Linked DNA regions of Homo sapiens: region 1 is linked to region 2. A link is a loop called in an ENCODE intact Hi-C map of the cell type or tissue named here. Cell type or tissue: IMR-90. All regions are shown on one strand. Links, peaks and the distances in the headings refer to the core of each region. The heading gives the core; the rest is flanking DNA.

Region 1 (5,387 bases), core at 301-5,300, 1.6 Mb after region 2:
TTGCAGGTGATAGAAGCCCAAAACCAGGCTTAATGGAAAAATAATTATTGGCTTATATGCTGAAAAATCTAGGACATCTACTGGCTTCAGGTATTGGTGGATCCAGGCCCTTAAAAAAGTCCTCAGGAAGCTATTTTTAAATTACTGTCTTTTGGTTATACTTTACTCCACTGGCTTCACTCTCAGTCAGGTGCTTTCTTAATGGTGGCCTCTGGCAACTTCAGCTCCAAAACTAGAAGAAAGAGAAAGTGTGCCCTGCTAAGTTCCAATAAAAGTCTTGGGCCTGGTTCTCTTTGACTTGCATTGTACTCCATCCTGGACCCAATTTCTCTAGCCGGGAAGACACATTTTTATGATTGGCTGGAGTCCCAGAGCCACACAGACTGAATGAAAAATAGATGGGTTGCCGAAGGAAATGAGAGTGCTGCTACCAGTAGCAGGGAGAAGCAGGATTAGGGAGACATGGGAGTACAAAAACCAAGAAATGTTTACAATAGATAGTAATAGTTCAGAGCTAGACAGAAGATCAGAAGTCCATGTAGGTAAGCAGCAGGTTTCAGAAACCCATGTAAAGTGAATGGTTATGAGGGGCTGAAATCCAGGCATTAACCACAAACAACTTTGGAGCAGTGATAACGAAAGAATTTAGAACTCCAGTTACCCTTCTGTGCTTTGCCGGCCTGGTGTATACAGAGACATCTAGTTAGGAGCATCCTCCTTAGACAAGAAGGGGAAAAGAGACCTACAGCAAGAGAATTGCACTGAACTAATGAATATTATCTTAATTTTTTTTAAAAAAAGATCCTCAGGCAGCCCTGGGGTGGGTAGTAGTGTTTACACACACACACACACACACACACTGTCACACAGATAGAAAGTGTTAGAGTCAGTATTTAAGCACAGCTTTGTCTTACCCAAAGCCCATGCTTGTTACATCTGCTTGAAATTTTGTTCTTGTATTTTCCTGAATGATGAATCCTGAGCTACACTTTAGAGTGTCCAGATGTATCATGCATCTCTGGGCTCCCATAACACTTAATTGACACCATGACAGCAGAATCTTTTAACACAGTGCAATAACCAGTTGTTAATATACCTGTCAATGGTCTTAATTTGTTGCTCATGCACCCAGTGGTAAAAAACAAATCTGGGAATAGCCTCCTGGATATGTATTTTTATGTTTATATACATTTGTGACATATATATACTATTCCATATTTATAATACTAATGTTAGTATTAATATTAGATGGTAAGCTCATTGAAGGCAATGGCTGTGTGATTCATCTTTATCTAGAGTTTTGCATGGTACCTGAAATGTAGCCACAATAATACAATTTTCCAATAAAAGTTTTTGAACATATACTTTGACATATGACAATGATGTAGTTGTCCATTATCGCTAACTACTTGCTGTATGTTATCCTAGAAAATAAAATCTTCTTATTAACTCTAAGTGATAGGCACTACTTTTCCCATTTTACAGATGAGAAATCTGAATTTACGTAACAGTTGACAAAACTTGTATTCTAATCCAGTTATTCAGAGCCCCCAAAGATACTGAAGTTAAATACTATGCTAAATTTTTTTTTTAACACATGAAGTGACAGTGAGTCAGAATATTGATACTGTTCTGGAAATTTAGAATATAGACTGTTAAAACTTTTTTTAAAGACAGGGTTTCACTCTGTCTCCCAGGCTGTATTGCAGTGGCACTATCACGGCTCACAGCAGGCTCGTCCTCCCTGGCTCAATGAATCCGCTGGTCTCAGCCTTCCGGATAGCTGGGATCACGGGTTCACACCAGTACACCCGGCTAATTTTTGTATTTTTTTTTTGTAGAGATATGTTTTTGCCATGTGGCCCAGGCTGGTCTCCAACTCCTGGGTTTACCATTCTCCCACCTCGGCCTCCCAAAGTGCTGGGATTACAGGGATGAGCCACTGCATCCCCTAAACACATAATTTTAGTTGTTCATTAAACAGCCATGTGTTAGCAACATTTTTGTAGTTTTATGCTTTGCCTTTCTAACTAGATTATAAGGCTCTTATGTGTGCATAAATTTTTACCATTTTCTATTCCACCTTGCATTGCTCAGATGCTTAACCAGTGTTTTTGGGTGAGTTATTTTTGAGAAAGACCAGGGAAAGTTGTATGTGGGAGAGTAGGCAAGTGTGAGTAGAGAGGTGTCAGGTGGGTGGACATGGGGTATGTAGCATTGACAGCGGAACGGCTTTCAGCCCACTTTCCACACATCACATACCACAGGCTGCTAAATATCCTAGAAAAATCTTGTTCATCATTGCTTGATTGAAGAGGAGACCTAACTGAAAAGAAAAAATTCTACAGAATATTAGGCACTAAGATTTCACAACTTCACTATCCAACAGTAAGAGTGGCATAGAAGTGATCACTCTGAGTTACTGATGATGTTATTTAAAAGAAGAAAATTTCAAATTTAAGTCTCAGTAAAAAGCCAAAGGTTTAAATAAATGGAAAGCAGCCAGCAAGGGAATGGTGTCTGCAGTGCTGGCTAACATAATATACAATGCAAAAAGGCTTCTTCATAATGAAATTCAACTTAAACATGGGGAGACACATTGTCCTATTTTAAATGCTACAAAATGATAGATACGACCTGAGAACCAGAAAAAAATATAAATGACATTGCAATCCGGAGATGAGAGAATGTCTTAATTTTCTGACAGCGTTTTTTTCCCTGCCACTAAATCACCTGTATCAGGCAAGGCCTTGCACCCACCTTGTTGGAAATGAACTCACTTATCTACTGTATTTCAAAAGTGAAATGATGGTATAAATTCATTTAGATATAAAATTGAAGAAATTTCCTTATGTATACATGTCTCAGAGCAACACAGCTGTGCCCTCTAGTGATCATTTTCTTCTGTTGTTTTATGAGGAGTCTTGAAAAGCATTGTAACAAATTTACTCCAGGTTCCTCTTCTATTTTATAAATTAGTTTTTTGTGGGAGATGATTGCTACTTTGGAAAATAAATGCTACTTTGGCACTAGGTATAGTGAGTGTAAAACAAAGAGTTCTTTATTTTTGTTCTCTGGAGCTCCATTTTCTTCACTTATAAATTCACTTTGTTGGGCCATGCCTTCAGTTTCACCCTAGTCAGTTACCAGAGGATTGGATTGAAGTATAAAGAATACATATATTCAGTATTGCAAATCAGTTGGATCAAGTCAGGGCAATTTTTTTAAGGAATATTAACCTTCCTTAATACATGTTGTGAAATGTGGTATGGCAAGAACTCTGTTAAAATTTTTCAGTCAAATTTGATCCTTGGCTCAATTTGATTTACCAGGTATACAAGTGTTCATGTCTCAATCCTTTGCTCCGTTGTAAATGCCTTGTATATAGGTATTGTATCTTCTAGAGCCTGGCATTTTGCACTATACTGTGTTTTGAAGTGTTCCTCAAATGCAAAAAGTTTTTTAAAAAGTTAAAACAATCAACAGACTTTAAGTTGCAAGTGCAAAGAACTTTTTTTTCTGGACCATTTAAGAGAAAGTTACCAATATAATGCCCTGTGTTCCCTGGATATTTTAATATGTGTTTTCCAACATTAATATGTTACTCTCACCTACACCTCAGACTTTATTTCAGTTGTCCCAATAATGTTCTTTTTTACCAAAGGATCAATTTCAGGATCATGTGTTGCATTTAATTGTTACTTCTCTCAGGGTTCTTCCACTCTAGAAAAATTTTTCAGTTTTTTTCCCCAGTTTCATGACCTTGATACTTCCTAAGATACCAGCCAGTTATTTTGAAGAACAATCTTCAGTATGGATGTGTCTGAAGTTTTCTCATGATTATATTTAGGTGACACATCATTGGCAGGAATATCACAGAAGTGATGCTGTGTTCTCAATACATCCTGTCAGGTGCACATGATTTTAACTTCCCCCATTACTGATATTTTCACTTTTATTACTTGATCAAGGTGGTGTCTGCCAGGTTTCTTCACTGTAAAGTTACTCTTTTTCACTGTATAATTTTAGAAGTATTTTGTTGGGAGTTCTTTAAGACTATGTAAATATCTTGCTCTTCATTAAACTTTCAATTTATTCATTTACTTATATCTCTTAGGGTTCATATTTTCTATTTTATTCCATAAACTATAATTTCTTAATATCATTATTTATTTTAATGTTCAGAGTTCCTCCAGTTTGGCCAATGAGAACCCCTGCAAGTTGATGTCTGTGTGATTTTGACACGTTCTATTACTTTTTCAGCACAAAAATTGATCATTTTGTACTTTCCTTCCTCCAGCCCTGGAATCTGCCATTTTTTCCAGGAAGTTTCTGCTTCCTTTTAGTAGCGAATAATATTTAGAAACAAGATCTCGGCACTAGATACTCCTGCTGTCTCTCAGAAAACTAAGCTAAGGAATAGATGTATGCGTATGTACACACACACACCTATGTTTATTTCTATATCTATATTTATTGAAATGCATAAGTTTATTGTCAATATCTCCAGTTCCTGTTCATCACAGAATTAATTCTAGTTGTCTTTTTTCCTTTGTTTTAATTCCCCTTTCTGCGAGTGAGAAACTTGGCTCTTATAGTCCTTCATATATTCACTTAATCAACTTGTCTAAATGTTGCCAATGAACATTTTCCCTGCCAGGCATCGCACTCTGTGTCTGGTGGCTCGTATGCCTGTTCACTGTCTCGTTCCAGCTCTGAGAGCCTATGCAGGATTTCTCCTATGAGTGGATATTCTCTTTCTCTTTTTTGAGACAGAGTCTTGCTCTGTCGCCCAGTTTGGAGTGCAGTGGCATGATCTCGGCTCACTGCAACCTCCGCCTGCTAGGGTTAGAGTGATTCTCCTGCCTCAGCCTCCTGAGTAGCTGGGATTACAGGTGGGTGCTACCATGCCCAGCTGATTTTTGTATTTTTAATAGAGACAGGGTTTCGCCATGTTGGCCAGGCTGGTCTCGAACTCCTGACCTCAAGTGATCGGCCTGCCTTGACCTTTCAAAGTGCTAGGATAACAGGTGTGAGCCACCACGCCTGGGCCTTTCTCTTCTTATAAGAGTATGTCAGATTGGATTAAGGGCACACCCTACTTATTAACTAATCACATCTAATTAATTAACTGATGAACAAATGGCATTTAGAAACTAAGAACTGGATGCTAGGCTCTCCTGTGGCTTGGCCACTTTTAAGAAAAATTACCTTTTTCTGATTTGCAGATTCTCAAGGGCTCTGTCCTAAGCCCTTTTTTTCTCTTTATGTTAAACTCTCCTACCCATTCTTATGGTTTCATATAACATTTATGTAACAACTTCCAATGCTGTACCACTTCCAATCTAGACCTTGTTCCTAAGCTTAAGATTTTATATTGCATGCTG
Region 2 (5,387 bases), core at 202-5,201:
TGAGTTACTGGAACTTGGAAAAAAGGAACTGTGTGCAGTACCGCAGGCATTTTCTGGTGGACAACAGTGTGTTTCATGGTAAGCTGTCTCTTGTATTTATGTAGTTGGATCTTTTATTTTGTTTCTGACAGGACTTTTATTCTAGCACTCTAGATGCAAATATGGTATAATTGTTGGATGGAACCAAGAGCTTGAGTTAACTTGTTTATGAATAATTACCCAAGAAGTCCCATTGCACTTACTATCTCCACTTGTAAGGAATGGGCCCCACCTCAACGACTATAATAGTGTTATCTCTTTCTATTTCGTAGGGTAGTTGGTACCAGTGCCTTTCCTCTTCTACCACACTGTCAACTCCAGTAATATCCCTTTCTGATGTTTGTAATTATTTTGGGTGAGGGCCATATAATTGTTCAGTTAATATTTGTGGATCACCAGTCAATGCTTATTACCAGCATAGCATGGCCTTCCAAATTGAGATGTTAGAGGGTGCTTGTGGCCACCTGCTTTAGACACTTATTGAAGAGAAGTCCACCCACTTTTATTGCTGTCCTTTAGGGCTTTCAGACTTATCTATATATTATGTCCCATATAACAACAGAACAGAAGAGTTTGCAGCACTAAACCGTTACTATCAGGGTGGAGGACTGCAGCTGTGAATCAGAGAGTAATCAATATTAGTCATTTTCATGGCAAACTAAGACAAATTGCCTTTACCCTGCTGGTATCTGTTTGTTTTGTGGTATACAGTCAGGGATAAGCTCTGTCAATCCTGCTGTCAAGATACCCCAGGGTGAAACTGATTTAAAAGCCAAAGACTTATGTGGTGCCAGAATTTTTGGAGTAATCTCTATCAGAGGCCTGTGGAATTGTAGAGGGAACAGAGAGATTTCAGGGGGAGTGGAGTGCTCTTTAACAGAATCCTATAATCTAAGCTGCTTTCACCTTTCTAAGATTGTTCTGAAGTCTTCCCCAATTTGATGACAGACTTAATGTTTATTATTGCTTTAAACTAAGTTTAAGATAACAAATTTAACCTTACTTTATTAAGCACTTTGGTGTTTATAGTGTTTTTTCAACGTTCATTATACAACCTCACTAAAAGCCCTTGTAAAGTAGAGAGTGATTTCATTTTACAGATGAAGAAAGAGAAACAGAGATGAAATAACTGCCCAAGTTGATGTAACTAATTAGGTATTAGCAATGTCAGCATGAAAATTTCTGCCTCCACCTTTCCAGGTTGGTTCTCTTGACATTCCAGTGGTGAAGTGCCCTTAGCAGAGGAGGCGTGGGAATGGCGACTTGACCCTGTGGCACTGAGGTTCTGCGTTGCTTTTCTCTAGCCTCAGCCAAGGGTCCTGTTCATTGCTTTATCTCTCATGCAGTGTTTGATTTATGTATTGTTCTGTTGCAAATTTATTCGTATTAAAAAATAGTAAATATGATAATAGAAAAATCACGGGAGTTAGAAGAACTAGGTTTATTTTTTCAAGCTTTATTTTGTGCCAGTTTTTAAAGAATTTAGATTTAAGTGCCTTAAACTCATTATTATTTTCATTATTTTAGAATGCCTTTATTCAGAGATCTCAAAGGCTATAATCATTTAAAATTTTTTCTATGTATTTTTATAGTCGTATTACCAATTAGTTTATTACTATATTGCAGATACTTATGCTAAGGGCTTGATGACCATTAACATTGTCATACGGAATCCTTTCAAGGACTTTGCTATAGCTATTATTCAACCCATTTTATGAATGGGGTAACTAAAGCTTGTGGAGATTGTAAAATGGTGACCTAAAATTCAAATCCTGATCTGCCTAATTCCAACACCTCACTGTTTTTTCTTCTTTCAGGCTGCCATCTCCGTTTTAATTAAAAAAAAAATTAACATTCTGAGGCTTAAGTTCTATATAACAGTATTTGCTCTGTTGTTGACTAGCAGTGTACGGTCTTGGACAAGTTACGTAATCTTTCAGGAACTCAGTTCTCTTTTCTGTGAAATGAGCATGCTGGTCTCAATGATTTTTGAGGCTGTTTCTAGTTCTAAACTCAGATTCCACTGAAGTATTTCTGAGAATTACAATTACTGTATTGTCTGAGCTCCCTTTTCACTAAACACAAGATACACAAGGGGGCAGTATAACACTTAAAATATGAATTGGTTACTTCTTACATTCAAGAATTACTCTTTCGAAAGGATTTAGAGATATTAAATCCTCCCAAGATTAAAAGAATCAACTCCGATTAGAACAATGATTCTATTCATTTATAATACAGCAATAGCTTTATATATTTCTGATAGTGTAAAATATCATTTTGGATTTCCTTGCCTCAGGATATATTGTAATTCAGGAAAGAAAGATGCCTTTTGCTCTTCTTCTACCTCTGCTGAAAATGAATCTGTTAACATAGGAACTTACTTGACTTAAGGAAGAATTGTGAGAAGTCTTGGGATATTTTAAACCAAGGGAGCTCTAGTGGTAATGTCTTTGTAGAGGATTTCAGAACATTTCTGAGAAAAGAAAGGGACAGGACATGTTGAGTAGGAAATGTCAGATTTCTCTTGGGCTTCTTGAACATTTACTGACCACACTTTTGCTTATTCACTTTGGCTTCTCCTTGTTTTTGTTGATAACTCTCCTTACATAACAAAATCAACCAAAACAAAAAGAAACAAAACTTCTTCCATAAATGGAAAAGAACCATTTCCCGTGCAGAATAATAGACTTTTGGAATAAGCAGACTTGGATGTATAAATTATGCCAGCCAGGGTCTCTTTCTACAGACAAACTTCAGCAGTGTTGCCAGGATAAAAGAGCTATGTTAAAATGAGAACTCTAAAATGGTCAATAGCAGCAAAAATAAAAATGTAACATTTGTGTAGTTTCACAGTTCATAAACCATATTCATAGCCTCATTTTCTGATTATAGAGGTGGTATATTCTCATTGGAAACAATTTAGAATATTACCCACAATCCCAGAACCCAAAGAGAAAGAGACTGTTAAACCTACTGTTAAGAGTCTGCTTATGTCCGGCCTTTTATCTACCTACTATTTCATCTTCACATTTCAGAGGCAGGAATGAAATATCTGGAAAGGTTGGGAAATAGTGCTTAACGGAAATGAACTGGTTGAATTGACTACTATGTCCAGCGATGAGAGAAACCTTGTTAGGAATGATGAATTTTTGTATTTCCCTCTTGTCTGTCTTTTGCCTGGATTTTTAGGAAAAACCCAAAGGAATTTGCACCTATCAGAGAAGCTAATCTCTGGGATCTTCCCCTACTTGACTTTTATTCTTCTGATATGTTTGCAATAGAAAAAAATCTTGAGCAAAGAATGTTTGGTGCGGTATGAACCCTGTCTTAATGGCTTATACCTTCATGATTTATCCTGATTTGAAAATTGCCTATACCTTCAGCTGTTTCTCCTGCTTTCAGTGAATTGCAGTATTTTTTTTTCTGACCTGGGATGCAGTCTTGATTCTTAACCAATAATGAGTGTATTTGCAATTAATATGCACATGCAATTTCTTATGCACATAAGCCTTTCCAAACATTTGAGCTCCTTACTAAGTGACTTAATGTTTGTCTTCACATACTGCTAGTTATAATTGTACTATTGGAAAAAGTATTAATTGCTTTCCTGTAAGTTATTAGGTTATCATCTCAACTTCTTATGGGAAAATTTGTTTTTGTTGCCATCATGTTGTTAAATGAATATTTCGGAATAACCATTACAAATCTAAACTAGAAACATTTTGGACTGAATTAGGAGTATCTTTTACTATCTAGGGATAAAATTAAGGGTAATTCTCTTATTAAATATTTATGCAGTATGCCTTTTCAAGAAGTTGCCTTATATATATGTTAATACTTTTACTTTGCCTCAGAACTACATTTTAATAAAACTAATTGACTTAGTTAATTAATTAAAGGATTACTTTTTATCCAGCCTCCCCTTCCTGGCCACAGACCTAGTTGGTGATGTGAGGGTAGAAACTTGACTGCTAGTTTGTAATGGAAAGTAGGCTGAAACGGGATCCTGAAGACTAGTTCTAATCCAAGTTTAACAACTAACTTGTGTAGCCTCATGTCACTTCTGGGGCCCTCAGTTTCCCTGTCTTTCAGGTGAGGATTTTGCCAGATTGTAAAGTTCCCTTATAGCAGCAAGGTGTGAGGTCTCTGTGTAGTCAAACATCAAGATAGGTGTATGATAGATGGAAGTGTTCTTCAGGCCGGGGGTATGAGAATGAAAGGCTGGCAAGATGGCATTGAAGAGAAGATAAGATTTCTTTTTGGACTGTAAACTTTGTAGTTAGTGTTGCACTGGCAAAATGCTGCATTTCCCTTTAGGGGAGAGAGGTAGTGGTGTGTGTGTGTGTGTGTGTGTGTGTGAATGGTCACAGGTTTCTCCTGACCATGGAGAGACCAATATCTAGGACTGACACACAAGCTTTCAGGACAAATGTGATTATATTCAAAAATGAAGAGTGAAAAGCTCTCCCTCACTGGAGTTCCATCTGCACTGGAAGAAAAGAGAAGAATTCCAGATCCTGACTGGAAAATATGCAAGGAGAATGAAATTATGCAAAAGTGAATTAGGGTTCCAATTGATTTCAGCCAGTTTATTAGACTTTGGCAGCCTGCCTGCTTTAGGTTTGTGGGGCATCACTAGATTTTATGTTAGAGTAGCATTTCTTTACTGAATCAAAGCCTAGCTTTTCCAGCCATAACTTTATAAGTCTCCTTTTCTAGGTCCAGAAAATACCTGTGCACATAGAATTCCTATTATTGCAATGACAATCAAGATTTCATGAACATCATTAAGATTAAAAGTATCAGGCTGGGCGCAGTGGTTCACGCCTGTAATCCCAGCACTTTGGGAGGCCGAGGCAGGTGGATCACCTGAGGTCAGGAGTTTGAGACCAGCCTGGCCAACATGGCGAAACCCTGTCTCTATTAAAAATACAAAAAATTAGCTGGGTGTGGGAGTGGATGCCTGTAATCCCAGCTACTTGGGAGGCTGAGGCAAGAGAGTCGTTTGAACCTGGGAGGTGGAGGTTGCAGTGAGCCGAGATGGCGCCACTGCACTCCAGCCTGGGCAACAAGAGCAAAACTGTCTCAAAAAAAAAAAAGATAAAAGATTAAAAATATTATCATTAAATTATTAGAGAGGACCAGGGAAAAATTTCAAAGACAAATTGAGAGGAAGAGTTAAAAAAAAAAAAAAAGAAGATAGGCCTTAAGGGAGAAAATATATTTCATTCATTTAAGTTTTATAAATTATAATAGAACTAATTCTGGAAGCAGCGTTGCCAGGTAGATTTCTTTTATTGGCCCCACCCAAAAGGCTCTCTACCTCCCATTGATGGCCACCAAAG

Evidence for each region. Peaks named below come from ENCODE experiments on the same cell type or tissue, not always from the same donor. Only the 100,000 strongest peaks of a DNase experiment are listed, where the experiment ranks them.
Region 1: a loop joins it to region 2, with 4 times the contacts of the local background. A loop is called at or near these places in 2 of 110 quality-filtered maps.

Annotation. Positions count from the first base shown.
Region 1 is chr3:154,093,516-154,098,902 of GRCh38, reverse strand. All of the region lies in intron 2 of ARHGEF26-AS1 (ARHGEF26 antisense RNA 1), which reads left to right. Among named protein-coding and RNA genes, the nearest start is that of ARHGEF26-AS1, 25 kb to the left of the region's middle. In IMR-90, for the core only: a CTCF peak has its summit at 2,892 (motif pointing left); no DNase peak of the experiment used is centred there.
Region 2 is chr3:155,698,837-155,704,223 of GRCh38, reverse strand. It overlaps PLCH1 (phospholipase C eta 1), which reads left to right. Exons shown (of 23, transcript NM_014996.4): 2 at 1-78. Among named protein-coding and RNA genes, the nearest start is that of PLCH1, 44 kb to the left of the region's middle. In IMR-90, for the core only: a CTCF peak has its summit at 2,117 (motif pointing right); no DNase peak of the experiment used is centred there.